Regions from separate parts of the Homo sapiens genome. Here region 1 is linked to region 2. Evidence: chromatin loops called from intact Hi-C (ENCODE). Cell type or tissue: GM12878. All regions are shown on one strand. Each heading gives the region's core, and the rest is flanking DNA. Links, peaks and the distances in the headings are about the cores only. Region 1 has its middle 110 kb from the start of MAP3K7. Region 2 overlaps BACH2 (BACH transcriptional regulator 2).

The links. Hi-C counts contacts between places; a loop is a spot of excess contacts. Peaks named below come from ENCODE experiments on the same cell type or tissue, not always from the same donor. Only the 100,000 strongest peaks of a DNase experiment are listed, where the experiment ranks them.
Region 1: it touches region 2 in a loop (3-fold over the local background); 20 of 110 quality-filtered maps call a loop at or near these places.

The regions. Positions count from the first base shown.
Region 1 is chr6:90,465,721-90,481,887 of GRCh38, forward strand. No RefSeq gene overlaps it. Among named protein-coding and RNA genes, the nearest start is that of MAP3K7, 110 kb to the right of the region's middle. RefSeq lists a silencer at 13,768-13,877. In GM12878, for the core only: no CTCF peak of the experiment used is centred there; a DNase peak (open chromatin) is centred at 8,091.
Region 2 is chr6:90,093,491-90,109,657 of GRCh38, forward strand. All of the region lies in intron 4 of BACH2 (BACH transcriptional regulator 2), which reads right to left. Among named protein-coding and RNA genes, the nearest start is that of BACH2, 200 kb to the right of the region's middle. In GM12878, for the core only: no CTCF peak of the experiment used is centred there; DNase peaks (open chromatin) are centred at 9,751 and 10,101.

The sequences.
Region 1 (16,167 bases), core at 6,608-9,107, 370 kb after region 2:
CCTGGAGTCCGATGTTTCAGGGCAGGAAACATCCAGCATGAGAGAAAGGTGAAGGATGGAAGACTCAGCAAGTCTGCCCTTCCATCTTCTCTTGCCAACTTTATTCTAGCTGAGCTGGCAGCTGATTAGATGGTGCCCACCAGATTGAGGGTGGGTCTGCCTCTTCCAGTCACTGACTCACATGTTAATCTCCTCTGGCAGCACGCTCACAGACACACCCAGGAACAATGCTTTGCATCCTTCAATCAAGTTGACACTCAGTATTAACCATCACAAGGTCCTCTTGGAAAATAAATCATGGATGGAATAATAAAGGAAACCACACTTTTGAGCTATCCCTTGTTCTTAGTTGTCACCTGGCTGTAGAAATATAGGAGGGGCAGTATATTCCCATGAGTCAGATAAGAAAATGGTAAATTTGGATGCTTCATACGCAAAAGCAGTGTCTCCATCGATCCCTCCATGGGCAGGAAAGTCACTGCATTGCTTCTGCCCAGAGTCATTCTCCCTCCACTCCACTCTTGAGTTCCCTGTGACCCATCACATCCACCGGCAGGGATGGGAGCAGGGAGTCTGTGACTGCACACACCCCTTATCTCAGTGGAAGCCAAATGACCCTAAGAAGTATCATCTCCTCAGCGTTGTCCCCATTATCACCCTTGTCTAAAAATGGTATGCTGTGTTTGAACATTGTTTTAAAAAGGATTTTCTCTAGAAGACATACTGGCCTTTTTAGAAAACAGCTTCTGGCATGCACCAAGATATTTTGTGACTCTCAGCTCTTTGAGAAGGCAGTGTGTCTCAGAAAGCCAGCGGTAAAAGCGATGGTTGCTAAGGGAACAATTGAATTGCTGACACTGAGACATGTAATGTGACTGAAAACTCTTTTTTTCTTCTCCTGCCACATGGAAAAGAAAGCAGATGAGTCAGAGGTAATGGTGGACTGTCCTTTCTGGCTGTTACAGAAGCTGAAAGGACCTAATAGCCTCTTAGTTAGCCTAAAGGGGAAGAGCCTCCTGGTAATTAAAATTGACAAAAGCTGCTTGCAAGTTGTGGATAAGTTAGTGAAGGCTGGGGCTGAAACTGTGACTCAGAGTGAGTTGAAAAGAAAAAGAGCCACCTACGAACGAGACTGACATTCGACCATAGCTGATAACAAAATGCAGAAAGCACTACCTAGTCATATAGAGATATATGTATCTTTGAACACTGTCTCCTAAATACTTTGAAATATTTTTTAATTGTGTGATTCACTCACTCATCTACCACTCAATTGCCATTCGGGGGAGTCCTCTTTTTTCAAACCCCTTTTTTGAGGTGTAATTTACATACCTTAAAATTCATCCCTGTAGCTGTATAGTTTAATGATTTTGGGGGGTAACTTTTTAGAGTTCTACATTCCCCCAATCCAGTTTTAGAACATCTCATCTCGCCAAAATGTTCCCTTTTGCCATTCACAGTCGATCCTTCCTCTTAGCCCCAAGCAACTACTGATGTGCTTTCTAGTTCTATAGATTTGTATTTTCTAGAAATTTTATCTAAATGGAATCATATGATCTACAGTCTTTTGTGTCAGGCTTATTTCATTTTGCATAATGTTTTTGCGGTTCATCCATGTTGTACCATGTATTGGTAGTTCATTCTTTCAATGCTGAATAATATTTCATTGTGTGGATATATCCCATTTTGTACATCCATTCACCAGTAGATGGACATTTGGGTTGTTTTCAGTTTAGAGCGATTATGAATAATGCTCATATGAACATTTATGTACAAGTTTTTGTGTAGACATGTTTTCATTTCTTGTGGGTACACAGCTAGGAGTACAATTACTGGGTAATATGTAAGTGTATGCTTAACTTTCTAAGAAACTGCCAAACTGCTTTCCAAAGTGGTTTTATCATTTACATTCCCATCAGTAATATGTGAGAGTTCCTGTTCCTCCACATCCTCTATGTTTGGTATTGTCAGTCTTTTTGATTACAGCCATTCTAATGAGTGTGTAGTAGTATTTTATTGCTGTTTTCTATTGCATAATTCAATTCAATTTCATAACTGTAATGACTAATGGTGTTGGTTATCTTTTCATGTCCTAAATGTTTCTTATTAAGAAAAATATTTGAAATAATACAATTTTGAAGGGAAAATCTGAAAACCATAAAGCACATGTCTAAATATTCTCCATCAGAATTTGCAGAACAGTGTTTCTCATTGCAAACTATGTGCATTAGAATTACCCAGAGTGTTTGTTAAACATTCAAATCTCCCCCAGCCTACAGAACCAATACCTGGGGTAGGGGCTCTAGGGCCCACATTTTAATTTTTTTAATTTTTTGTAGAGATGGGGTCTTACTTGTTGTCCAGGCTGGTCTTGAAATCGTGGGCTCAAGTGATCTTCCCACCTTGGCCTCCCAATGTTCTGGGATTACAGGCATGAGTCACCACCCCCATCCAGAGCCCACACTCTTACTACTTCTATCACTGATGGGTGATTCTTATGCACACTGGAGTTTGTGAGTCATCTCCCTAGAACCAAGGCGCTTTTGCTAGCTTGGTGACCATTGCACTGACTGCAGGTTCAAGAATCACTGTCTCAGAGATAAGTAACCCTGTACGACAGGGGTCCCCAACCCCGGGCCGTAATGGCGGTGAGTGGCGGGTGAGCATTACCTCCTGAGCACTGCCTCCTGCCAGATCAGCACCAGCATTCATTTCTCATAGGAGTGAGAACACTACTGTGAACTGTGCATACAAGGGCTCTAGGCTGTACACTCCTTATGAGAATCTAATGCCTGATGATTTGAAGTTGATGATTTTCATCTGGGAACCATCTCCTTCCCCATACCCCATATGTGGAAAAATCATCTTCCATGAAACTGGTCCCTGGTGCCAAAAAGGTTGGGGTCCAATGCTATAAAGGATACCTTTGCCCCAAGCGTAATGAACTCAGTGTGTAAACCTTCAGAGAAAACCATTTTTCTGACTCTAGGACAAAATGGAATTCATCAGACACAATGTATGTAATCCTTGTGTCCTGGAAGTATAGAAAGAAATGCAACAACTTTGTTCTTCCCTCCCTTATAAGTGGACTAGAGGAACACAGACCAGAGAATGTATGTAGGCTAAGTGCCCTGAGTTCAAATATGAAAACACAGTCTCAACCAAAATCATGAAAACACTAGTAATTTTTGACAAGATAACACTGTTTCCAGTGTATTCCCAGAAGCAAGGTTTTAACTTTATCATCAGATCCACTAAAAGCTTATCAGTAAATGGCTTCAGTCCTTTCTCTGCAGGACTATGGGTCTAGTGGCCCAAGCTGGATGAAGGCATCTTAATCATGTCACCAGGTCCACAGATATTTATCTGTTAAGGTTGGCTGACCTAAATGATTTAAAAACTGCTCTTAGACCCAGAGTTCATTATGATCAGTAGGTCGTGCATTATGCATAAGTTTGTAAGTGCTTTTGCTGTAACACACATAATAAGAACAAAAATCCAAAATGCCATGACCACTACAGGCTTTGGGAGGAGATTTTACTTTGAAAAGAAGGGTTGGTGGCTTAAAGGGAAACTCTTTGTACCTCATGATGATGGCTCCAAGCAGAAAGTGTTAATAAAACCAGAAGAAAAGGGTTCAAAAGAGCTTGAAGTGGGTTTGGGGCTGGTGGCCTGGAATCTTAACAAGACACCGCTTTTCTTTCCATAAGAAGTCAGGCTAAAAAGAAATCTTCCCATTTGTACTTCAAACCAGTTTTAAATACATCAGGAAAAAATACATATACACACAACAAACCTCCCGCCCAGACACCCTTCCCCTGGCTGGTCATTCTATTTGGAGGGTCTGTGGGTGGCATCCTGTGCAGCCGATACATCATTGTGCTACTTGCCGTATCTCCAGGGACACACAGAATACTCACACGTGATGACAGGACAGGATGCGGACGCTACCTGTGCTCTTTGGGGGACCATTTCCCTACAAATGGCTACTTGGAGGCATTGTGAAGTAGGATTGCTTTGTAGGAACCCAGAAATGCCAACGTTTATGGAATTACCAGGCACAAATTACTTGGCACTGCAAATTGGAACAATTAGCAAACCTTTGTGATGAAGGAATGCTGAACGTGAAACAACTTGGGAGTAGAATAAAAATGGACCTATTGTTCTTTGACTCAACTAAGTGCACATAATATATTCAGTCTGCTTTTGCCAAACCATATATTTATCTCTGCTGTTTGAGAGTGAGAGTGGGACTACTCCCAAGGCCCATTAGCCCCAGCCCTGGCCCTTACCAACTTGGAATGAAAGGAACAAGCAGTTCCTTCAAATGGATGAGAACTAGCTCCATTGCACAATATCTTGTACACAAGTCAAATGATGCCAATAACATTAGGTTAGTTTTTGTAATGGCCACAGATTTTTATAGAAATCCGTGATAGAGAAATGGGCCATCTGAAATAATGCCATTTAGTAATGTGACTTTTTCCCCTTTTAGATAAGTCCAAATTATGGACATACTGTTCCCTGTATTTGCCCAGATGGTAAACGAGACATGTTGGTTGGAAGTGAGCTTTAAAATTGGCACATAATTAGAATCTCTGTCCTACTAAAATAAAAATATCGAGTAGCTTGTTAATACTTTAACATTTTCTAACGACCACAAAACCTTCTTCTGGCTTGTCTCTATCTATATTATTTTTAAATGTCACCTGTAGAATTATTGATGACCACCCTCTGGGGGGATGAGTAACCAGTGACTTAAAGCTGCTGTCAGAGTTTGAAAACACTGTAAAGATCATCTTGGCCTCTCTTCCCTTCCTGCAGGTCAGGCGAACCCTCATCTTCTGACTTCTTGTCCAGGCCTCACCCTATGTTATAGGGTCTTAAGTATGTGCAAAGAATGATATTTGAGAGCTGAGCGAGGCTGCACAGCCTTTTGTGTCATTCAACAGCGAGGGACTTCGTTTGGGCATTGTTTTGTTCTGTTACCTCTTTCCTTGTCTCTCTCTTATGCTCTGCATTTTTTTTTCCTTTGAAAGTTATTTTTGCTATAACACAAATATTCTCTTTTGTCCCTCAAACTTTTCTAATTCTTGGCAGTCCTCTTGGTATTTATGTTTATAAAGTCATTTCTGTTTCAATTGTGGACTCCTTTCATGTTAAGACTCTCAAAATTAAAAAAAAAAATTTGGTAACTTTAAAATTTTGAACTCATTTCAGAATTCCTGAAAAGCTGCAAAAATAATACAAAGAATTCCCACATGCTCTGTACCCAGGTTCTCCAACAGTTGATTTCCCCATTTGCTCTATCATTTTCTCTCCATGTGTATCTACATTATTAGTTTTGTGTCTGAATGATTTCAAAGTAAGTTATAGCACGATGCTGCTTTACTCGTACATACTTCAGTGTATCTCACGATAAAAAGTATTGCACTTCAGTGCTGAAAAAAGAAAAAGGAGATAAGCAAAAGAAGGTAATTAAAATCCATCTGGAATCTCACCACCCAGAAATAAACATTTTGCTGTCTATTCTTCCACTTCTTTTCCATGCATATATTCACATTTCTTATACAAATGTGATATTGTACATGCAATCTTGAGCCCTGCTGTTAGAGGCAGCATAGTGGGGTGGAAGAGCTCTGGTTCTGGAGTCACTCTGGGTTCAGATCCTGAGTGTACCACTCACTAGCTGTGTTCGTTTCCTGTGGCTCCCCTAACAAGTTACCACAAACCAGGTGGCTTAAAACAACAGAAATTTAATCTCATAGTTCAGGAGGCCAGAAGTGTAAGATCCAAGTGCTGGCAGAGTTGGTTCTTATTGGAGCGTCTGAGAGTGAGTCTGTCCCCTGCCTGTCTCCTGGCTTCCGATGACTGCTGGCAACCTTTTACATTCCTTGGCTTGGAAGCACGTGACTCCAATTTCTCTTCCATCTTCACATGGACTTCTACCCTGTGTCTCTGTGTTTCTCTAGTCGCTCTTTCCTTTGTCACATAAGGACACCAGTCATTGAGTTTAGGGCCCACCCTAAATCTAGGGCGATTTCATCTCAAGATCTTTAACAAGTTATATCTGGAAAGACCCCCATTTCCAAATAAGGTCACATTCTGGGTTGTGGGTGGATATGGATTTGGGGGAGGGGAGCCGTTGTTTATCTTGCTACCCTGGCTTTGTGTCCATGGACAAGGAACTTTACTTCTCTGAGTACTTTACACTCTAAGTGTAATTTCCCCAGGGTATTTTAAGGATTAAATGTGATAATAATACACATAAAGCAATTAATAACACCTAGCACATAGTAAGCATTCAATAAATGCTAGTTATTGACTATGGCAATAATACAGTTAACATCATTTATTTGACCAATAGCCTATTGATTATTTAGGAGTTTTTTTTTTTCCATTTTTGTTATTATAGACAAGCTCCTAGTGGGCACTCTTGTGACTATACAATGTTTTTTACATATTTATGATCATTTCCTTAGCATAAATCTCTAGGAGTGGTTTGCAAAATGTTAAGCCTTTTAATTTAACAATTCTTGGCAAGGCACGGTGGCTCGTGCTTATAATCCCAGTACTGTAGGAGGCTGAGGCAGGAGGATCAGTTGAGCCCAGGAGTTTGAGACCAGCCTGGGCAACATAAGGAGACCCCTATTTCTACAAAAAATACAAAAATTAGCTGGGTGTGTTGGCTCACCCCTGTAGTCCCAGTTAGTTGAGAGGTGGAGGTGGGAGGATCACCTGAGCCTGGGAGGCTGGGGCTGCACTTCAGCCTGGGTGACAAAGTGAGACCTTGTCTCCAAACAAGCAAACAAAAAATTCCTTTTTGCACTGCATGGTTTGATGATTGGCTTTTGTTGCCCAATTTGTGAAATTATCTTTTGCACAGCAGTCTGGAGATCCAGCTTAGATTTCCCCAAATTGTCATTCCTGGAAACACACATTATGCTGAAGGTCTGAGAATGCCAGTGCTTGTTCACCAGCTGATTCTCCTGATGGTAACTCACAGAGGCCCGAGAGATGGGACAATGGCGTATCACGGGGAACCAAGGCCGGGCAGGCACAGGAGAGGTGCCTGATCTGAAACAAAGTCACTGGATTTTGCAAAGCAGTTTTGAACACTCAGGTAGACGGTAAACCACAACAACCGTGGCAGGAAAACAGCCCACCACAAATAAAAGCCTAAAACCCCAGCTGACTCTGTTCATGCCTTAATAAGAAATTGCTCAGCAGTTCAAATGCCCTGGTTCAAAGCCCTCCCTACAAGGCGAGGAACCTGAGGCCATTGTTCCGGGTAACCCTCAGGCCATGGGTGATTCTGAACAGATTGCACAAGGGCACAGGGTGTTTTAGAGACGCCTTCATCTTTGTCAGTCCTGAACCCTCCCTCTTCCTTCTGCTCAGCCCAGAGGTGCTGTGGGATGAGTAGAAAAAGGAAAGGGCCCTAGTGTTCCCAGCTGAAGTCAGAGGACTTCGGTTTCCTTTTTATTTTATTTTATTTTAGAGATGGAGTCTTCCTCTGTCACCTAGGCTGGAGTGCAGTGGTGTGATCTCGGCTCACTGCAACCATCACCTCCTAGGTTCAAGCAGTTCTCCTGCCTCAGCCTCCCGAGTAAGTAGCTGGGATTACAGGCACCTGATACCACACTGAGCTTCTTTGTGTGTGTGTGTGTGTGTGTGTGTGTGTGTGTGTGTGTGTACTTTTAGTAGAGACAGGGTTTCACCATATTGGCCAGACTGGACTCGAACTCCTGACCTCAGGTGATCTGCCCGTCTCAGCCTCCCAAAGTGCTGGGATTACAGGTGTGAGCCACCGCGCACAGCCTGGTTTCCAATTTTAATTTTGCTTTTTATCATATCAGAATGAAGAGAGTTCCATCCAAATGCACCAGCAAACCAGGTCATAAAGGAGATGACAGAAGGCACCTGTGCACTAAGGCAGTGGCACATGACAGTAACATTTCCTTCTGCAGCAAATACATGAACCTTTAGTCAGCTTGTTTTGACCACAGTTAGAAAATATTACCAGTGTAGTGACCACAAATGGTATTTGAAAACATCACGACGGTTTGGAGATCCACCTCCCACATATTTATACAGCCTGTCCTCCACCTCCTACATAAAACTACTTTTCTTTTGTTTGACATTCTTTTTTGAAATAACGTTTGAAATCGTTCAAAGTCATGAACTTGGAGGTGAGTAGGTCTAGCTGAAAATCTATATTTAGCTTTGCAGCAGGCTTGTAAAAACTTGTTTTTATTTTGATTGTTGTGGGTTTGCACCCCTGGAGTTTCATTTTGACTTTTAGGGTTAAGTAAGTTTCAAAATGAAATGCATCCAGTTGTCAAATTTTCCCCCAGGTTTTAAGTTTTAAAACGGAGGTCTCTCTTATTTCGTATTAGTTTTTTTCCCCTAAATTCCTCTCCTCTCCCTCTGGTACCCTGATAATCTCCTTCCTCCTATAAGTGTAATCCTTTTCTCTTGCCTCCTTATTACCTTGGGAAACAATAAGTAGAGGCCAGAGGAACACCCTTGTTTTAGGTGTCAAAGAGCTGAGCTCATATTCTTGCTACTGGGTGGTGAAGGAAACTTGAGATTGCTGCCTCAGTTTCCCCTTTGGAAAAAGGGGATGCAAATAAGAGCTCCCCTCTATTTCTTAAAGGTGCCATGACTGGAAAACCAAGTTGAACTTGACTGAAAATTAAGGAACAACATTCCTCCTAAGTACAAACTGTCACGATGGTGAAGGATTCATTACCCAATGACTTCCATAAGTATTTGCAGCCTCAGGCCCTGGCACTGGAAGCTACAAATAGGATTCCTGCTACCCAAGGAAGGTATAGCCTCAGATAGGTAGGTACTCTGATTGGCAAAGAGAAGAATAAATTATTAAGCCAGTCTGCGAAGCCATAATAAGGTGAATGAGCTAATGGCACTCTATATTTCTTCCATTATCACATTGTATAGGGACTTTTTAAATGTCTGTTAAACATGAGGCAAGATGTTTCATAAACTAAAGCTACATTCAGCTTGTATTCATTTCGTATTGCTGTCGTAACAAGTTACCATAAACACAGTGACTTTAAGTACACACAAATTCACTATCTTATGGTTCACACAAATTCACTATCTTACGGTTCTGGAAGTTGGAATTCCAAGATCAGTTTTACTGGGTCAAAATCAAGGTGTTAGCAGGGCTGTGTTCCTTCTGGAGGCTCCAGAGGAGAATCTGTGTCCTGGCCTTTCCCAGGGGCTACAGGCTGCCTGTATTCCTTGGATCGTGGTCCTCAGCTCTCTAACCCATATTCCTGCCTCCCTCTCAGAAGAATCTTTGTGATTACATCAGGCCTGCCTGGATAATCCAGGATAATTGTCTCATCTCAAGATCCTTAACCCAATCACACTTGCAAAATCCCTTTTGCCATGTAAGCTAACATATTCAGAGGTTCTGGGGATTGAGATATAAACATCTTTGGAGGACTCAATATTCAGCCTAGACAAGCTATGAAAGCATGGACTTGATCTGCCTTGCTCACTGTTGATCCTAGTACTTGGCACAAACCTTCTTCATAGTAGGCACTTGATTAATGTAAATAGAATGAATGAAAGGAATAGATTATGTCTGGTTTTGGCAGTTCGGTACATTAGATGCTTATTGTGTACCTACTATGAGCCACACCCATAGGGGTGCAGAGCTGTCCTGGAGCATACAGTCTGACTGGCAGACAGTCAAGGAGAAAACTGAAACAAGTAAAAGTAAATCCTGGTGTCCAGAAGCCCAGGAGAGCCAGGGCGTCATAACAATTCTGTTTGCACTCTTGGAATTTCTTTCTGTACCGGTTGGCTGCTGCCTTCTCTAAGAATTCTTTGAACACATCCCCTTGGCAAATGTGATTAATGATATTTAGATTTATTTACTTCTGTTTTTTTTTTTTTTTCTGATGTGCTAAGGGTCTGTACTGGAGAATCATTAAAAGAATTAACAATTAAGTTTCTGCAGAACCTCCTCATCCCCACCCTCTGCCCAGCATAGGGAAAGCTCAGGTGGCTGGAAGGAGGTCAGAACCAAAGTTCAGAAATACAGAAAAGCTTAAAGGGATTTCCTGAGCTAGCCTGGGAACCTAAGCACTGTCATTCACTGGTTTTAAGTGTGAATGTGTTTCAAATTTCAAATAGTAGCAATACACTTGGCATTTCAGAACATAACTGCTAGCAAGTTATATGCTGCCTGCTTGTGCACCAAGGTCCAAAAACTGCTTCTCTGTGTTTCAATTGAAGATGACTCAGGTGAATTACAGAACACCACATGGTTGAAATTCCTTTTATATGTGGTCTTCTGGGTTTCAGAAGGGCTGTCCACATGCAGGCCTTCTAAAGAGCCAACCACCAGTTTCCTGTATACCCCAGCCTTGGGGCTTTTTGCCATCTCTCTGCTTTGTTATTAAACAGTCAGAAGTGGGCTGGGGGTGGTGGCTCACGCCTGTAATCCCAGCACTTTGGGAGGCTGAGGTGGTTGGATCACTTGAGGCCAGGAGTTCAAGACAAGCCTGGCCAACGGGGCAAAACCCTATCTTTACTAAAAATACAAAAATTAGCTGGGTGTGGTGGCAGGTGCCTGTAATCCCAGCTACTCAGGAGGCTGAGGCAGGAGAATTGCTTGAAGCTGGGAGGCAGAGGTTGCAGTGAGCTGAGATCACGCCACTGCACACCAGCCTGGGCGACAGAACGAGACTCCACCTAAAAAAAAAAAGTTAACAGTGAGAAATGGAGTCCCCTTTGTCTGGACGGGGAGCGGCTGGCTGGGAGGAGGATGTCAATGGGAGACCGAGGGGAGACAGCTGCAGAGACTGCAGCAGCCTTGGAGGGCAGGACAGAGGTGGACGTGGGAGCACTAGTGGACAGGCCATGTGTACATGGAGGATACTCAAAAGGCAAGGACTGCCTGACACTTGCAAACCCGCACCACCCCCCTCCTGCCTCTAGGGTGCCAGGCTCTTGAAGAAATATATACTTACCCATTTTTGAAAGGTTGACGGGTCTTCTGAGCGTTTGAAGGGGTATTTTCTGTTGTTCAATTGTGAACATATTTGGTTGCAGTTTTGAAGGCTTTTCCTCTAGAACTTTTCATGTCCTATTAGCTGATAACACTCCTGAGCATGAATGTCTCTGTGCTACTGCCCTCTAGGTGTGTTGGAAAAAATAGAGTGCTAATCCCACGCACCTGCTTTCAATTCGGCCCACATGAGTCTGGTGCCAGAGGTTTGTTCACTCTGAATATTTCTACGCAATCTTCAAAACCTGCATTTTTTTACGCTAACACATCTCTGCTGTCAGCATCTTAATGTACACACACACACACACACACACACACACACACACACACACACACGTCGGGGCTCCATAGTCCTACCATTTGTGTTCTCAAAGGGAAGAGTTGGCGAGGGTGAGCTAGGATGACCACTAGATGACAGTATATAAAACACCTCTTAGGTGCTCAGGTGAACGAAGTTTGAATACTGCCCAGAGCTGCGATTCCCAGATTCTGATCTGTAAAATTTTTTAAAAAGGAAAAGAAGGCCCAGTGCCTGTAATACCAGCACTTTGGGAGGTTAAAGTGGAATAATTGCTTGAGTACAATTCGAGACCAGTCATAGTGAGACCCCATCTCTACAAAAAAGAAAAAATTAGCCAGGTGTGGTGGCACACACCTGTAGGCCCAGCTTCTTGGGAGGCTGAGGTGGGAGGATTGATTGAGCCTGGAGGTTGTGGCTGCAGTGAGCCGTGATCACACTGCGTGGGCAACAAAACAAGACTCTGGGCATTCCAGCTTGGGCAACGAAATGACACCCTGCCTTAAAAAAAGAAAAAGAAAACGAAAACAGGAGAGAGCCATTGGCTTGCCAAGTTTTTATCTTGCCAGGGGACATCATTAGATATAAATCAACTTCCATTCCTCCCTAAGAGAAACATTTTAGTCATGAAGAAATAGGAAGGACAGAATCTCAAAACAAGAAATTATCTTGTAAATCTCAAAGTAGCTTTATGAAAAACTTACCACATTGTTCTTTTGTGCTCATTTTGATGCAGACCAGTGAAAGAATCATCATGAACAAGCATTTGGGAAATAAACCTAGAGGAAGATTTATAATTCCAGGTTGTGTTTCCATGAGTGGAATTAAGATAATCGATCTTGCACTATGTTATCTTCAAAATGAATCTAAGAGCTAAGTAAAGTTTCAATCCAGAGACACAAAGAAGAAACAGGGGTTGACATTTGATAAAACTCATGCTATAGTCTGAATGTCCCCCAAATTCATGTGTTGAAACTTAATCTGCACTGCATTGTCTTAAGAGGTGGGGCCTTTGGGAAGTGTTTAAGTAGTGAGGGCTCCACCCTCATGAAGGGTTTAGTGCCTTGTAAGAGGGTTGGAAGGAGCCAGCTTAGACTCCTCTGTTGCTCTTCCACCAGGTGACAACACCTAGATGGCCTCATCTATGAGGAAGGAATGAGCCTTCATCAGACACTGAACCTGCCAGCACCTTGATCTTGGACTTCCTAACCTCCAGAACTGGGAGAAATAAATTCCTTTTCTTTATAAATTACCCAGTCTCAGGTATTTTGTTATAGCAGCCGAAATGGACTAGGACACTCACTAAGATGAGGCAAGCACACAGGAATCGCTGCATATGTACTGGGTGTGTTGCTGAGCCACCCCTCCCCCCGCTTCATCTGGGCCATCTCAGCCTTCTGTTTGTCAGGAACAAAACTGATGATTGCTAAGCCTCCTTGGCCCTAGGGATGGGGCTGTTGAGCTGAACCTCCGCTGAACCAGGCCTGTAGGAACTGCATTCAGGTCCCAGGCTGGTAGGGAGGGTCAGCTCAGGCTCTCCCTCCTGCCATCTTGCTTGACCTCACCAAAGAATTCTGAACCAGAACATGGGTGTGCAACCTTCTGTGGCAGAGATGGGAGAAGTGAGATGCTATGCCCTGTTAAACAATGTGCTAAACACTAATATCACGAGTCAAATTCTAACTTTCAATTAGAGAGCCCTGATTTCAAATTCTGGGGCTTGGGCAAGTCACTTCACCTTTCTAATATTCAGCCTTCTTGTTTGAAAATAGGGCCATTCGTAACACCTACCTCTCATAGCCATTGTGAGATTAAATGAGGTAATCTACATAAAGTATATAATGTAGCACTTACTGTGTGTTCAATGTGCATTAACTAATATTAATAACATTGGTGCAGGGTGCTCCTTTCTAGAGGCAAGCAGGCTGGATGATCCTAAAAGATGCTTTGAGATGCGTGCTAAACATCATGTTTTGGAAGAAATTTGCTGCCAGTAAATCCCTACCTCTGAGTCTCTGGTTTCGTTTTAACAGCTCGTACTCTACAGGTGGTCACAACGCGGAAGGGATTGGAGTGTTTGCAGCCTGGGGAGTTGCTTCTGTAGTTGAGGAGATCTGGAGTGTCGCCTTCTGGATCCGAGTGGCCCTGCTTATTCATAAGGATGGAAATGACTTGGTATTTAAACAGTGGGGAGTCCAGTTAAGCTCTTCTCTCATTGACTATATTCAAGATCCCATAGTAGGTATCTCCCCAGCAAAACTACACAGCCTCTGGTGAGGCTGGAGAGCACAGAGAAAACTCCAGATTACCAAACACACTGACAGTGACACCACACCCTGGAGCTGTGCGGTGACTCACCCTGCCTGGGTAGGAAAACTCTCCCGTCACTGCTGTGAGCAGGCAACGTTAAGGGGTCCTTGGAAGGCTGTGCTTGTACTGCCATCTAGTGGTTTAAAAAAGTACGGCTCGCTTTGGGAAGGGTCCTGGATCCCGTAGTCCGAGCTGTGCAGTCAATCACTAAGCACTAGCATCTTCCTCATGAAAATTTAGTAAGATGAATATTTTATTGAAAACTTGGCATGCTAATTTCCTAATTTAATTTCATCATTCCCCCCACAAAGCACTGAAAAGTTTGTGAGAGTCAAAATAGAGTGAAGAGCACCAGCCTAGGAGTTCGAAGGCTCCTTTGAGTGACAACTCCCAATATAACTTGGAGGAAGTGGCTTAAACCTTCTGTTTTCTCTAGGAAAAAAAATGGAAGTTAATTCCCCAAGTGTACCTCTCAGTAAATGGCTGGGAGGTTGAAATGTGGAGCCACTTGTTCTCCTCTTTCTAACATGCTGCTTCCCTGGCCCCATGTTCTCTGGCTTCTAAGCACACGTTCTTTGCATTTCTTTTTAATTTCTGAATTTCAGGGAAGTAGTCTTTATCTATGGAGACCCTTTGGTTTCGGAATGTGGGTTTTTCCCTTGAATCAACTGCCCCAAGAATATCAAACAACGCTTACATGGGCCTGTTCTCTGTGGGTGCTTTTCTCCTTGACATAGCAACAGTTACACCAGCTCTACCCCAAAATGTGCCAAGGTCTTGATACACAAAATTTGGGTGTTGTGTTGAAGTGATAGGTTCAAGATCCTAAGGGTCAATAGTCTGTAAACCTACTGTTAGGGAATTTTAAACTTCTCCAGTGTGGTGTGTGAGCGCAAAGGAGCATAGGACAGGAACTCCAAAGACCTTGGTCTACTCTCCAGTGCCCTTTGATTCTGGGCTCCTCACTTAACATCAGCACCTTCATCTGTAAAATGGGACTATATAATAAGAACTTGTCAGGATTGCTAAGGCGATCCAGTGAGGTAATGTTTGAGACAGTTATGTGTAAAGCAGAGAGGCCTGTACTGGTGTTAGTTACTGTCTTTATGATTGTTCCCTCATTTGGCACCTCTTCTATAGCAATTATGGTACTGGATTTGGGGTAACCACCACTACCTCAGGTTTACTAGGTGTATGTGTTTTTCCCTCCAAGATTTACTGTATTTAAACAATTGATGGATCCACCTACTGTCCTTATTTGAAGATGATGTAGTCACAGCCTATGTGGTTTTGTGAGCCAGCAAAGAATAGTTTAATGGTTCAATTAGCTCCTTGAGGAGATACATGGTGGTTGAGATATGCCAAATAAGCAGCATGCAACCTCTGTGGGGAGAAAAGAAGTCAGCCGACTTCTTGTGAAGACACAGCTTCCTGCAGAGCCAGATGTAGCTCGCGTTTTCCTCTTGCTTGTTCCCAATAGCAGTGCTCAGGGGGGATAAACTTTACTTAACCTAATTAATTTTAATCACAGCTTTCAAATCTCATACTGTGAAAAGAATTACAAATTGGAATACATTAATAGAAGCCATAGTTTATGCTGCAAGCTAATCATGAAATGTGCATTTACATTTTCTGCATGAGTTTGCAATTACCATTGAAATAAAATGCCGTTATGTCCTTTTAAATTACCAAAATGTGAAGAGCAGATTGAGCCAGGCCCATTTTTGTGCTACGTTACTACAGGAGTGTCTAAATTCCCAAGAATTAGATGGCTTCCTCCATCTGAGTTGCAGTGAGGAATGATTTCCTGTTGTCTGCTTTGGGCAATTTCCGTTTTTAAATAAAAATCTTTTAAACTGATTGTACAAATGTCTCACCCGCTTTAACGAGTAGTCCTTTAAATTTAGTACAGAGAAGAAATTTTATGTGTATGTAAAAATTATGTGTGTGTATACATACGTATATCTACATATGAATGATATATGCATGTAATTTTTCATTTAAGTTCCATGTAAGCTTTCATGGAGGTACACATGGAAGTAAATGCCAGCTGGTTCCTCAGAGGATCTGAGGCATTTAGAGGAAACACGGAGGGTATAAAAATAAAATTTTAATAAAGAATTAGCTCCCAAATTAGAATAGAATGGCGAGACGTCTGCAGAGTCCGCATGACTTCTATGTGTGGAGGACTTGGCAGTTTTGCCCCTCTTTCACACGCGTCATCTTGCTCGGTCCTCGCAGCAATGATCCTGAGGTGGGCAGCACAGGTGTGATTTGATTGTCTCCATTTTACAGATGAGGAGACTGAGAGCACATCAGTGAGGAGCAGAGTGGGTCTTTCAATTCCAGGCGGAGACTCTTTCGGCAGGGAGGCTCCCTCCATCTAGAAACACAATTTTTAAACTATCAGAACTCAGTAAGGAGGGACAAGTAGGGATAAGCAGTGACTGACCACCTGTTAACATCATCCTGATACCTAAATAAAAGTGATGTAAAACACCATGGGGTG
Region 2 (16,167 bases), core at 9,068-11,567:
GAGGATACTGAGCACTTGAAAAGTACCTAGTGAGAGTGAGGAACTGAATTTTTAACTTTAGTCAATTTAAATCAACTGAAATTTAAATAGCCACATATTGTTAGTGGTTAGCTGATTGGACAGTGCAGCCCTAGGTGGCTTCACATATTAGTTTTCTTGGACCTATTTCAGACTCCAGAAGCCCACAGGACAATACCCAATATAGTCCTTCAATAGGTATTCACTGCCCTTCTCCTAGGTGCTGGGCCATGTTTAGGTGTCTCAGAACAATGGTGAATAAGAGTACCATGGACACTTCCTGCCTTGTGGCATTTTGCGGCTAGATTGATTTCCGAAGACCTCACAAAATCTTGAAGTAGCTCACCAGACTGCTCTTAGGAAAAGGTGGGTGAGGAGATATGGTAATGCTACACTAAGCATGAAAGCACTGCTTTTTCATTTCTTCGTATTTACTGTTAGAGAAGTTGGGGGAAAGTTTAAAAAGAGGTATCTGAATGGTTACTATTCATTCTCTTACAAGTAAAGTAACATATCCCAGATATGGGAAATTATCTGTAGGTAACTACCTCTTGCATAATCTTAACCTTACTTAAAAAGAAAAGTCCGAGGAACCGCATTCTGAAGCTAAGAAAAGTAAATGGTATTCAATTACAGCAACAGCCGTAGAAAAAGTACAAGTGGGTCTCCAGCTGCAAATGGTGGGCAAGGGAGTGTTCTTACCAATTAGTTGTGAAATGATCAGGTTTTCTAGAAGGTACTTTTTGTATAAGTAAGGCTGATTGAATTCTTTATCCCAACTCAACTCTTAGCTAGGATTTTCTTAGTGGCTTTAATGGGATTTGATGAGGAAAGCCCCATTTGCCTGTCCCCAGGAAACTACAGGTGAAAATATTTCTATTTACATTACAAATCTAATACCAAGAACATAATTTCTAAGAAACACAAAAGTGGTTTAATGATCTGATTTCCAGTGTTGCTCTCAATGTCCTCCTGTTGTCAATTCTCTCCTATCCTAATCACCTCTTCCTACCTTATTGGGATCTGGAGTGACAGAAAAAACACAAAACATGATATTCAGGTTTGAACTGAATCCAGGTTTGCCTAAACTTCAAGGACGGGACACTGCATGTTGGGATACAGAATTTTTAAGCTAATTCTCTCCATTGTATTAATATTATCACTGGAGGTAAAAAATTTACCAAATAAAACAATCTGATTTTGCTCAGCATCCCAAGGGGATCATGTTCAGCATCTCAATGGGAATGACACCAGTCAGCCAATCTTTCGAGCTTCACCATGCCACTTCTGGTTCCCCTGCCCTAAGTCAGACTTTTGATTTTTAGGGCTAATAAGTGACTCTTCCACAACTATACACACACACACACACACTTTTTTCCCCTCTGGATTGAGTAGAAAGACAATTTAATACAATGGTTAGAAAACAAAATAAGACTTCAAAACTTAGTTCTAAAAATACAAATTGCATTTAGATACCATTATCTTCTTTTTAAAAAGGTCAAATCTCAAACGTTCAGCTGGTTCCAGGCTATATAAAAATATTACTGAAAATCTGATGACAGCTTTGGTAACAAACATCTTGAGAGTGGCCCTGAAATCCTTATTTATATTCAGAAACACTAAGTGGAGTAGTCGCACGCCATTTTATGGCTGAAGGGGTTCAAAAGGAAAGAGGTCAATTGATGTTAATTGTTAATTTTTTGGAAATTCAGAGATGAAGTTTTTTTTTTTTTTAAACTCTTATCTTTCAAACAGAATTTAAACAGACACTTGTATAAGGCAGAACCCCTTTGAACCACAGATCTTGTGGCTTTTGTGTTTTATTCTACTGGCATGGAAAGGTGATGAAAGAAAGTGGGCTTTTTTGCTGCAACAGAGAAAGAAGTGGGGAGGGAGATGCAGTTATTTCAGACAGGATGGCGAACATTAATTGAGATTAAACAGCTCTGAAAGTTTCCACTTCAACATTTCAGGTTCTGGGACTCTAGCTGAAGAACCAAAGCTAGAAAATTCACTTATTTGACATTCAAGGTGTTTAAGTTCCCAAATACAACAAAGAGGTTATCAGATTTTCACTTCTATCATAAAAGGATGGTGCAGGCAGAACTACTTGCCACTAACAAGCCAGAAAAATAAAAAGTGTGATAGAAATGTGTTGAAAGTACATAATTTGAAATAATTCTTGGATTTCTGCAGACTTTATACATAAAAATTGGAATACTAGCCTGTATTGATACATCATCACCATCACCATCATCATCATCATCATCTCCACCACCACCACCACTGCCGCCTTCATCATCTCCATTTACTGAAAATATCTATTTGCTAGGAACTGTGCTAGAAATTTTACAGGAATTATTAGCCTCTCTGGTACATGAGAGAACCCTGACTCAGAGAGGCAACGTGTTTTGCTTAAGGTCATACTGCTGGAGACAGGACAACATGCAATCTGAATCCAAGCTGGCCTGTCAAGGCTACCTCCTTTCCTGTACAACACTGCCTTCCTCTACAATGTGGGGAGACTACATCCTTCTTCTGCGAAGGAAACATGACCACTTTCCCATGTGCCACCAGTAAAACATGAAAGTAAACTGACAAGGCTGCAGGTCCCACAGCAATTTAACTATTTGTATGAAGAGTTTTAGTGCTAAAATGGTTATAGTTCATGAAGCATAATTTCTTACTTGTTATATATTTCAGTGTCGTTTCTGTCCCTTGACTATGCAAAGCCCTTGCCTGGCCTTGCCACCTGCTTCTCTCTCTGCCTAGAATTCCCTCCCACAACCCTTAGCCATGCTGGTTACTTCTCCTTCACTAGGTCTAGTTCAAATATGTCACTTGCAGAGACACTGTCCTTAATGTGCTCTGTCCTCTCCCAAACAGCTAGGCATTGCCCTGCTTGTTTCCATCAAGGGATAACCAAAATCCACATGTTTATTTACTGTATAATTACCTATCTTCTCTCTTGGTCCATGTAAGACCCACAGCAGCAGGGACCTAGCTTCTCTTGCTAACCATTGATACCTGACACTTGGAATAGTGCCTGGCACAAACTTGAATGAATGGCTACACCAATACATGAATGAAGATCAGTGTTTGCAGAGTACAGTGACAGGTACACATAGAGGAACCAGAGGAGAGACATTGCCCTGGGGATCTGCCTTTGCCAGCCCTCGAGTCCTAGGCCAGAGTTCATCTGCTCTCAGCTTGAACCCTGCCTGGAGACTGAGCATACACCTGCACTTGGCCCTTGGCCCTCTTCTCCTGCTGCACCTCCTGACATAGCCTCTTCTTCCCCAACAGAGGCTCTTCCTCACACGATGAGCTCAGCTTCTCTCCCTGGATCTAATCTCTACATTCCCACCACCATCCACCTCGTATAAAAATCAATCGTGCTTACTTCTCCTGTGGTCACATACCCTTCAGATAATCTGGGGCCACGGCCTTGGGTTCCATCACACCCATAACCATGTGGCACTGTCAGGGCTGACTCCTGGCTTGTTGCATGCATCCCTAGTCCAGCCTGACATCCAGCACCAGGCTCTTTCCCAGCCTTCTGTCCTGAGCCACCTCACTTCTTTCTCCTGTCTGCCCTCTCTTCCCAGGTCCAAGCTCATGGATGACTCTTGGCAGGCTGGGGAAGAGAAAGAATGTGGAACAGAGGAGAGAGAAAGTCAGAAGCAGCAAAAGCTGCTGTGTGTCCACATGGGAAGCCCGTGGACTACATCTGTCCACGAGAATTTTCATAGTGTTCTATAGATTTTTTTTAAAAATAGTGAGTTTAAACTATGGATCAGCAGAGCTGAAAGGGACCTTGGAGATCACTGAGTCCCACTGTCTCACTGTACTGTTGAAAAACCAACATGTGAGTAATGGACCGAGGAGGAAGAAGGCAGCATTTGTGGAGGGCTTAACATCTGCTTTGGGATATAGGGTCCCAGGTCCCATAGCCAGTGAGTGGCAGAGTGGGGACCATGCAATGCTTAAATGAGCACTTCTACCCCATACACACTTTGCCCTACGACTTACATATTCATACCACGTGTGGGAAAGGGTGTGGCATTTACCACATAAAGATACTTGGAATTCTTGCCTCAAAGGGTAAGTGGGTTTTCCTTCTGTATTAGCCGATATACTTTTTAAAAATTATGGTAAAATATCCAAAACGTACAATTTACCACTTTAATCATTTTTAAGTATACGGTTCAGTGGCACCAAGTACATTTGTTTCGTTGTACAGCCTTCACCACTATCCATCCAATACATTTTTAAAGTGAGTATTTTCTAAAACTATACATCCAAAACAAGAGTGAAGGAAACAAAAAAGAAGTAGAAAGAAAAGACAGGTAGAAAATAAACTTTTGGGCATGCATTTCAGCTGACAAAAACCTTTCATACGAATTAGCTTCTCTGTGACATATTCATTATTTTCCTAGTAATGAAACGGGAACTGTGAGACACCATGTGAAAAGGCGGCTTTTATTGTTTCTCTAGGTTCTATACTAGCTGTATCCGCTTACAAAAATGTTATACAACCCAGTACATCACAGCCTTCCACGCCTCCTCCATAAAAGGACAAGTAAAATAGTATTTCTTGGAAAGACAGGCATTTACCAATGCACTGCATCTAGATGGAGCTGTCTCCATCATTCTAGTCTGTTTCTAAACAGGGTTTTAAAGTCTTGGCACAGAACACAAAGAATGTCCCTTAGCTATTCAGCATTTAGTTCAGCTCCACAATATATTTAGCAAGATTTCTTTGCCCCCCCCGCAACCCCCACCCTTCCCTTCTTGGTTTAATGACCTCAAATGTACCAACATCCTGTCTTACCTAATCCCCTAACAAGTTCTATCAAATGCCAGGACAGAATCAGACAGCACTGCAGGCTGTGAGATCATTCACTAAGAATTCATTTTTATTCCAAAAATTAGGAGTGCCAGACCATTTAACACAATCTATCACACAGCCAGAAAATTAGCCTAGCGCTTTAAGAGAAACATTTAAATAACTTTTAAATATCTTCTTCCTGACATAGATTCTTTAAAAACCTGAAGACTCTCTCCCCAGAACCAGACGCATAGACACAAAACATTTCCACATGATAGCAAGAGCTCAAGGACCCTTTGAAGACGATGTAGGCCCCCTAAGAATCCATAAACCTCAGGTTAAAATCTCTTGTAAAAGAACTCCAGTACTTCTCTTTGTCTACAAGCCCCTGTACTGGATCCTGATCCATGGAGCATCCAGGGTAACTTCTTCTGGGGCCACTTTTGTCTCTGGATGAGAAACGACTTGTTTCAGCTTCCGGAACACCCCTACGTGGCTTCTGGTCCAACTGACTGTCAACACGGCTAGGCCTCTCCCCAATTCAGCTGGCTACTCTGGGAACGTTCATTTCTCTTACTGGTCCATGACATGCTGGCTCTACCCCAGTGTTAGGTTTTGCTTTTCAATTGGCAATCTTGGATCCTGTGGTCCCTTCTGTCTTCCTGTCACTTTCCTTGTGGTCCTTGTGGAACTTTTGTTTTAAAAATTAAACCTGTTTTTTTTTTCTTTATCATAAAAGCAACGGCCTCCCGTTTGCACTTAATTCCTTTGTTTTTTCTCCAAAAGCATACTTCAGCCTTCATACCTTTGTTCTTGGGAAGACTTTGCCCACCTCTCTAAGTGGCAGGTCGTGCCACTCTCTGTTCAGTTCGGGACAGGGTTTCTCCTCCAGGAGAAGTGTGGGGCAGTGAATTAGGAATAAGCCTAAAGTCAGAGAGACCCAGGTCTAGTCCCAACATAGCTGACTTTGGCCAAGCAATTTGAACAAAGGCTCAGTTTCCTGATGTGAACAAACAAGGAAGATTAAAGCCAACATATGCTTTTGTTTTATTTTTTTTAGACAGGGTCTTGCTCTGTCACCCAGGCTGGAGTACAGTGGCGTGATCATAGCTCACTGCATCCTCGAACTCTTGGGCTCAAGCGATCCTCCGGCCTCAGCCTCCTGAGTAGCTGGGACTACAGGTGTGTGCCCTTAAAACTGGCTATGTTTTTTGTTTTTGTTTTTTAAGGAAGACTAAGAGAGCTGATATGTTCACAGCTTCTGAAACACAGAAGGTATCTAGTAAATGGTGATGATCATTTCATTCCCTTCTAACTCTTCACATATGGGATTCAGCATACATTCTATATTTTAGAAGCAACTCCTGCTGCTTTCTATTAGGTGGCCAGGACCACTTACGTTTGGAGGCTTAGGCATTTTTTAACAGGTTTATTGAGATATAATCAGCATATCATACAATTCACACCTTTAAAATATACAATTCAATGTTTTTTAGTATATTCACAGAGTTGTGCGACCATCACCACTATCTAATATCAGAACATTTCCATCATCCAAAAAAGAAAACCTACACCCATAGTAGTTACTCTTCATTTCCTTTCCCCTTCAACCCTTGGCAACCACCAATCTACTTTCTGTCTCTGTGGATTTTCCTATTCTACACATTTTGTATAAATGGAATCATCTATTATGAGGCCTTTTGTGTCTAGCTTCTTTCACTTTACCATATTTTCAGGGTTCACACTTGATGTAGCAAATGTCAATATTTCATCCCTTTTTATGGCTGCATAATAATCAATTATATTCATCTACCACATCCTGTTTATCCATTTATATCAGTTGATGGATATTTGGATTGTTTCCACATTTTAGCTATTATGAATAATGCTGCCAAGAACATTTTTGTATGGTTAGACATATTTGGACATGTTTTCAATTTACTTGGATATATACCTGGAAGTGAAATCGCTAGGTAGGATGGTTAATTTTATGTGTTAATTTGGCTAAGTCACCATACCAAGACTTGTGGTCAAACATGTTTGGGTGTCGTTACAAAGGTGTTTTTTAGATGAGATTAACATTTACATCAGTAGTCTTTGAATAAAGCAGATTACTCTTCATGAGGTGGGCCTCATCCAATCAGTTGAAGGCCTTAAGAAAAAAGGCTGACCTCTCCCAGGAAGAAGGAATACTGACAGCAGACTCCCTTTGGACTCTAACTGCAACATCGATGCTTCTCTGGGTCTACAGCCTGCTGGCCTACCCTGCAAATTTTGAACTTGCTAGTCTCCTCAATCATGTAAGCCAATTCTTTAAAATAAATCTGTCCCTTTCCTCTCTCTCTCTACACACACACACACAGACACACACACACACACACACACACAGACACACACACACACACACACACCCTCTATTGGTTCTATTCTCTGCAGAACCCTAACTAATATACTGGGACAAATGGTAACTCTGTATTTAACATTTTGAGGAACTGTTTTCCAAAATGGCTGTAGCAGGACAATCCCACCAGCAATGTATAAGGGTTCCAATTTCTCCACATCCTCACCAACACTTATTACTGTCTTTTAGACTTTAACCATCCTAGTGGGGGTAAAGTGGTAACTCACTATAATTTTGATTTGCATTTCCCTAATGACCAATGATGCTGAACATCTTTTCATTCACTTACTGGCCATTTGTATATCTTTTTCTGAGAAATGCATATTTTAGTTGTCCATTACTTGTCTGGGTTGTCTTTTGAGCATTGAGCTGTAAGAATTCTTTATATATTCTGGATACACATCCTTTGTCAGATACATGATTTGTAAGTATTTTCTCCCATCTGTGGACCATCTTTTCACTTTCTTAATGGTTTCCTTTAAGCATGAAGTTTTTAATTTTATGAAGTCCCATTTATCTAATTTTTCTTTTGTCTTTTGTACTTGTGGTGTTATATCTAAGAATCCACTGCCTAACGCAAGGTCACAAAAATGTATCCCTATATTTTCTTCTAAGAGTTTTAGAATTTTTGCTTGCATTTATTTTTGTGATCCATTTTGAGTTAATTTTTGTATATGGTGTAAGGTATAAGTCCAAGTTCATTCTTCTGTGTGTGAATATCCTGTTGTCCTGGCACTATATGTTGAAAAGACTGTTCTTTCCTCATCAAATTGTTCTGGAACCCTTGTTGAAAACTTTGAGCATACGTGTACTGTATTCAAGACTACACTATCTTATAGGATGTTTTGAAAAAAGGAAGTGTGAGTCCTCCAATTTTGTTCCTCTTTTGCAAGATTGTTTTAGCTATTCTGGGTCCCTTGCATTTCCATATGAATTTTAAAATCAGCCTGTCAATTTCTGCAAAAATGCTGCAATTTTGATAGGGATTGTGTTGACTATATAGGTTTGGATAGTTTTGCCATCTTAACAAGTCTTCTGATCTATGAACATTGGATGTCTTTCCATTTATTTATGTTTCCTTAATTTCTTTCTATAGTATTCTGTAATTTTCAGTGTTCAAGTCTTGCACTTCTTTTCTTAAATTTATTCCTGAATATTTAATTATTTTTGATGCTATGTAAATGGAATTGTTTTTGTAATTTCATTTTTCTTGCTAGGGTACAGAAATTGATTTTTGTAGACTGAACTTTCATCCTGCAAAACTGATGATCTTATTATTCATTCTAATAGGTTTTTTCGTGTGTGGTTTATTTTTTCTTCTAATGAATTGCAGTCAAGTATTTTTAAGTATTCTGAATCACAGGAATATCCTGGCACAAAAACCCATGACTTAAAACTTCACTATAAATATAAGGAGCTCATACTATTATTTGTCCCCTTCCTGTGGCATTGGGTAATGATCCTGCTTTTGGGTTATGGTCTTGGTGGCATTCCTACTGCTGCTGACAGCCCATATAATGATTTGAAAAGTTCCTGGGACTCCAGGATACATGGTGAGACACGAATCTATTTTCCATAGAAGTGGTATTATAAAAAGAGGTCAGGTTTCCAGCCTATCCCTAAAGTCTGTTTAAAGGGGTATCATTCATTGAGGATGCCACAGGGTCTGGCCTCGCCATTCTCAAAGGGAATCTAAAGGGTTTGTTTCAATGAAAAACCACATTCTAAAGGAGTTTTGAATGAACCTTTCAAAAAGTGCCCTCCTGGGCTGGGCGTGGTGACTCATGCCTGTAATCCCAGCACTTTGGGAGGCCAAGGCTGGTGGATCACTTGAGGTCAGGAGTTCAAGACCAGCCTGGCCAACATGGTGAAACCCTGTCTCTACTAAAAATACAAACAATTAGCTGGGCATGATGGCGGGTGCCTGTAATCCCAGCTACTCGGGAGGACGAGGCAGGAGAATCACTTGAACCGAGGAGGCAGAGGTTACAGTGAGCCGAGATTGCGCCATTGCACTCTGGCCTGGGCAACAAGAGCGAAACTCCATTTCAAATAATAATAATAATAATAATAATAATAATAATAATAATAATAATAATAAAAATAAAAGGACCTTCCATTCAGTTAGGACTTCTTATGGGCTTTTATGTAGACACCTCTGCTAACCTACTTCTTCTTTCCAACTCAGGGCTGACTCCTAATATACAATACTTTGAGGGGCAGTGGTAGTTACCTTGCACAAAAACTGCTAAATTTGACACAATACATATATATATATATATATATATATTTTTTTTTTTTTTTTTTTTTTACCAGACTATATTTTGCTTCAGGTTCAAAAACTGATTTCTAGCCAGCATTCAGAGACCTACTTTGCATCTTGATCCATGAGTCACTGATTTGAGCATGCATTTGCCCAGAATACCCAGGCATGTGAAAGGATCAAAATATCACACTTTGATTGATTTAGAAAGTTATTTTCTACCACCATGCAGTCTGAGAGTTTCTATGCTGCATCTGACTAATTGGGGAGGTGTGGGAGCAGAGAGAGCCAGGAGCTGCTGTGTGGAAGACCTTGTCCCTCCTCCCAGGCACCAAGATCCCAGGGAGTAGCAACCCTGCTCTCCATGGCGAAGTGTGTCCGTGTGATGCTCATCTCAGCATTATCTGGTTATCGGAGTCATCTTTTGAAGAGATCCTGGTATTTCGGTTTGACAAAAATCGAGAAACAATTTAGAAAGAAAATCGGATTTGTGTGTAAATGAAGAATATTCCTGAAAAGAAACTCTGTTACGAAACTGAAATCTGGAGACCGCGGTGGTGCTAAGTTGAGTCATCAGTTCCCTTTACGCCCTAATAATTGACGGCACTTTGATCACGATGACTGCTCTGGGTGATGCTTTTTTGTTTGCTTTTTAAAGTACTTCCTTGTGTAAACAGGTTGTCTCACTATCATCTTGAAAACATGTTTACGTTTGGGGGATCATGGGGAACATCTGTTAGAAACAGATTTCATGCTTTTCTGTCAACTTAGGGAAGTCTGAATCCTATTTCTTGGTAATATACAAAAGCTCTTGGAGAGTTAAATGAAGTTCTACTGGAAAAAGGACTGACTGGATATTTTGATTGTTCTTCATATATGTATTTACAAATTTGTCCTGAAAACATCCATTTGAAATAGAAACAGGCATGAATTATTGTTCACTTTTTGTAGATGCAGACAATGAAGTGTAGAGAAGTGAAGTGGCCTGGTCAGTGACCGACAAAGTGGCAAAGAGGGGGCCAAATGCATCACAGGGACATACTGACCCTTAATCAGCACCAAATAAAATCCGCAGGTATCAAGGGTCCCCTGATATTATTTCCAAAAAGATGTTACAATCCTTCACAATTTTATTGAGATCACTGATTCTGGAGAAGGCAAATATTAGGGCTGAGTGATGTATCCCCCAAAAGAGCAGTTTCTTTGTCCAGGTCTCAAGTTAGAGATCTAGGTGTGTGTGGAGAGGTGGGGTGTTCAGAGGGAACAGGAACAAAGCTTGAAGGAGAGGCTGAACCAACAAGAGGACTTCAGGCAAAATACTTTACTGAAACCTCAACAGTGAGGCTGCTCCTGCTGTGCCCAGAAGCGAGGTGCTCCTCTTGGAGGGTGTGCCAACTCGCTCTGGCCCTTGGAGTTGAGGCAGGAGCGGTTTCTGTGTGAAGAGAAAGAACTGCTGTCATGAAAAAATGGGAGATGCTGCAGATTTTATTTAAATGCCCACAGACAGCACAGCCCCTAGACCCAGGCAAGGAAGGACTCTGTTCTCCTTCAGTTAGGCCAGGGAGGCATTGTTCCCCATCTTGCCTTATGATCTCTCCCTTAAACTCTTCCAGAATTTCCCACCCAAATGGTTCCAAGTGAGCTCCCAGGGTCAGTGTATGCCCTTTCCCTCGGTCCTTCCTCCCTTTGGTGGGCTACACCACCTGAAGGGTGAGAGAATGGCCAAGGGCAGCTATTTACAGAGATATGCATGTATCTTGGACATGTGGGCTGGGGTGTCCATGTGCATGTTTCAAGACCCCTGTAGGATGGGGGACTGGGGGAGTGGGAGGAGAAGGAGCAGGAAAGAAGGAAGCAGGTAGGTGTATGCTGGTTTCCCCCATACTACCATGTTCCCATTTGGAACTCTAAGGAGACCGATAATTCTAAATTTAAATCTGGCCTTCCGAAAGGTCATTACATCAAGGCAGAAGGACAGAATGTATTTTATACAACCAGTTTGTTAGCCTGATTCATAAATTTTAATATTTAAGCATACAGCATATGAGCTTCAATTGTGCCTTTGTCTGGAGCCCTACAAATATTACAGCCAGACCTGTCCAGAGCCATGTGGATCAGGGCTGGGAAGGCTTCAGATTGCAGATGTGCAGTTATGCATTACACAAGCCCCATGTTGCATTCACTGACCCTCTGGATGATAAAGTGGAGGTGGCTGCAAGGCATTTCCAGAATATCAAGGTGCTCACACAACAAAGGTTTCCTTCACTTGTTTTGGGAACACTGTGCTGAAGACAGCTTAGCCAAATATTTCTCTGTTTGGCTGCAGCCAAATACATCAGGGTCTTGCTACAGGCCAACTAAGCAAACCATAATTTTTACAAAAAATAATTACCTAACACTTTCATCTCTTGTGGTTTCTTTATTCCATACATACTTTGTAATGTGTTTATCAGCAGCTAGTTGAACAACTTGGTGTACCAGTGGGAGACAAACCAGCAGTAGTTATACACGGCAAGTAAGGACCAAAACATAGGCAGGAAAATAAAAATACCAATGAACATTAGGCTGAACTGTAAGACATAATTAAGTAGCTGTATATCAAATGCATAAATATGATTCTTTTTTAAAGGCCCACACATATTACACCCACTTTCAGGAGTTTCCCAAAGTAATTTAAAACTATTTGATGTTGCTTCCTGTTTTTCAGTACTTTTATCTGTTTATGGGGGTGGCAATTCTACTGCTAACCAAATGAACAAGAAGAAAAGTGAAGGATGGGGCCATTTTCCTGGTTTTAGTCACCAAAATCTGCTTTAAAAGACTGAATTTTTAGACCTTAAATTTTAAAATTTGGGGTTCTAAGCTTCAAAGTAATTATTTAAGACTTATCCCACATTACAACTACAGATTGCACCAACAGTTTTCTTAGAGTTAGTGAGCCTCTTGCATCAACTTTGTTTCCTGTTCTCTCCAAAGCTCCTTTCTAAAGCAACTGAGCTTCAGAAGAGGGAAGAAGGAAACAGGGCAGAGGGGTTTGCTGACCTCAGTCTGCATTCAATACATTTTTCTTTTTCTCTTTGAGACAAGGACTGCTAAGAAAGGGCCTTTTCATATTTTAAAGCTGAAGTTTCAAAAAAGCTAGAACAATTCAAAGATATTTATTCCATAAAATTATCCTCAGGTACCAAAAGTAGCTCTGGAAAAGTGGCCACCTCTTTTTATTTGGCCTTCATAGCTCATTATTTTAATCAAGTAGATGGTTAATGAAAAGCAAACTTACACTTTCCATGAAGTAAATAAAGTAATGTGCTGAATAATGACATTTCAGTTGATAATAGACTGCATATATAATGGTGGTCCCATAGATTCTAACATCATATTTTTACTGTACCTTTTCTATGTTTAGATACACAAATACCTCCCACTGTATTACAACTGCTTATAGTATTTTGTAGAGTAATATGCTGTACAGGTTTGTGGCCTAGGAGCAGTAGACTATACCATACAGCCTAGCTGTGCAGTAGGCTATACCATCTAGGTTTGCATTAGGTACACTCTATGATGTTTGCACAATGATGAGACTGCCTAATGACGTACTTCTCAGAATGCATCCTATCGTTAAGCAATGAATGACTGTGCTATTATGAGGTGACAGGCATTTTGGGGATCAGCTAGTTCAATGTGTCATCAAAGTCTTGACCACCAAGTGGGTGGCGCTGATTAAATACCTCTAATGAGAAGAAAGGTACTGCCAAGTCAATTTTGGAAAATTATTATGTACCACATCACTGCATACATCATTACACAGTTCTCTCTCAGGCCAATCTGCCTCCTTGTAGCCTAAAAACACTGGTTTGCCCTACAGGGCAACCAGAGGAAGGATAACACCTACATACATGGTAGGGAGTAAGTGGTGGCTCCGCCTCCTCTCTTTCCTCAAGTCTTCTCGCTGGATAGTTGTTTCTAGTTCCTTCAAATGTTATTTGACATGGTTTCAGGTTCTCTATCACTGTCTTGGGCCACTGTCCTTTAAAAATATTTAAGTTCTAAATTTAAAAATCATCATTTCAATTTAAAATCACATTATAGGCCGGGTGTGGTGGCTCACTCCCATAATCCCAGCACTTTGGGAGGCCGAGGCGGGTGGATCACGAGGTCAAGAGATCAAGACCATCCTGGCCAACATCATGAAACCCCGTCTCTACTAAAAATACAAAAATTAGCTGGGTGTGGTGGCGTGCGCCTGTAGTCCCAGCTACTTGGGGGACTGAGGCAGGAGAATTGCTTGAATCCAGGAAGCGGAGGTTGCAGTGAGCTGAGATCGTGCCACTACATTCCAGCCTGGAGACAGAGCAAGACTCTGTCTCAAAAAAAAACAAAAAAACAAAACAAAACAAAAAAAACACCCCATGTTATAGCCAACAATACATTTGCCAATATATCTATCAAATGTGATCTCAAATAAAGCACAATTTTATTACTGAAGAGTACATAGAACTATCTTTCACCTTCTTAGTCCTACAATGCAGACCATGATTTCATTAATGCTTTGGGCAGCTACATCACATCTCTGGCTAGGATTGAGCTTACAGAAATGAAACCCCCAAGGAGTCTTCACATATTGCTATTGTGTTTTATTTCCCACATTCTCTATTTGTGATTTTTTTTTTTTTTTTTTTAGTGGGGGTGTGGGATACAACTGCAGGTCTTGGCACTTATTCCTATTACTAAATGTCAACTCACTTGGGTCTCGTCCCTTGTTTTCTTCTTCTTTCTTCTGTCTATTCACTCGGTGGCAAAGGAGCACATGAAAGAGAACTGTGCTCAAGGGAATTTCTTTTTATCATGGAACTGTACAAGGCTTACAAAGCAGTGGGCAGTCAGGGTGAAAACTAACTCAGTAAACAATACCCTTTAGGAATTGGCTCAGTGTGTATGCTGTGTCAAATCCTGCTTGGTAAATTCCAAGAGGAAACTCTGAATAAATATTTACCATATCTATTTATTTCTCCTACTGAGAACTATATAAGACAAGAGGATGTTAAATGATGAAACAGATTTCAGGATTTTTGCTCTCCGCTGAGTCTTGCCCATGGGGCGTGAGGACTGATACAAGTCCCAGTCTCATAATGAAACCAGACACAGTTCACTTCCTTTTGTTTCTTAAACCACCCCCTCACCTGGGAGATGTCTTGAAATGACACAGACTTAGTTATGTATCACTAACCTGAGATCTCAAGGGAATGATTGGTATTAATTATCATTAGTAATAATAATATTTAATATACCCTCCTGGGAAGGTGGACAGCATGTGCTTGGGATGGAATACAGCCCTGACTAAGCTTACCTGCTCAAGCTGTCAATCCCTATTGTCTCAAAAGGCGAAAAGAGACATTTTAACTCCAGAGCCATCTCCTCTTCCAATTGACATAATAAGGAGAGGTCAAGAAGAATCTAGTTAGAGATTAGTGGACGCTGCATTACACTTCCATGGCTTCCTACTGAAAGTGAACTACCAAAGAAATCACAAAGCACTTTCTGTCTAATTCTTCCCTTCTTCCTTCCCAGCTTGGGAAACAGCCTGAGATCAGCCTGAGATCAGACAGAGGATGCTACCTCACAAGCTGGTTATCAGGTGGGCTCTTTGCTTACTGCAGCCCAGAGGAAGAGAACCAAATGGTTGGGGCAGTGGAGAATGTCTATCATTGCTCTAGACTTAAGATAGTGAAAACCAACCAACAACCCAAATACAGAATCTACGCCCTTCTTGTCTTACATCCTCTGGAACTTTCTTCAATTTTAGCTATTCCCCAGTTAACCTTTTTATTGAGGACAGAGGGATGACCTGCCCCATTCTTGGGCTTTCTGTTTGCTCTTTCCCCTCCTCAGGAATCAATCACTATTCTTGAGCTCTGGATCCCATCCCCTCTCTCTCACTTAGAGAATCTGTTTCTGAATTTACCTTCACTGTCCCTGGGACATCAATTTCTCTCTCCTGGACCATTTCCACTGGCATATCTTAAATCCCTTCTTGATGCCATCGCTTCCTCCAGAACCAATCCCTTTCTCTGCCCCTGTTCTGAAGGAAGACCCTCAAAATAGTTGTCTTTACTTGCTGCCATTATTTCCTCATTTCTCTTTCTTTCCTTAACCTGTTGTAGATTTTTTTTTGTCACTCCAGAGAAACTGCTTTTATGAAGGTTAGTGATGATCTCCGTCTTGCCAAGTCCATGCTCAACTCTCTATTCTCATCTTACAAGACTTCTCACCATCACTTGACTCAGTCGTCAACTTCCTCCATGAAACCACTTCTTCTTGTGGCTTCAGGGGCACCACACTGTCCTGGCTTCTCATCAGCTTCACCTGTGGCTCCCTCCTCTGCAGAGTCCTCCTCTGCTCCTCCTCCTCTGCTCCCCATCTAAATGCTGGCGTTATCTTGGAGCTCCATCCACGGACTTTCTCTTTCCTCTAACTATACTCACTCCCAGGCCTGTGGTTTTTGTCACCTATATGCTGAAGTCTCTCAAATTTATTATATGTTGCCCCTGACCTCTTCCTGAATTTCCATATCCAATTTCCTACTCAGCACCTGAACTTGTATATTCAACATGCATCTCAAGTATAACATGGCCAAAAAAACAATTATTGTTTCCA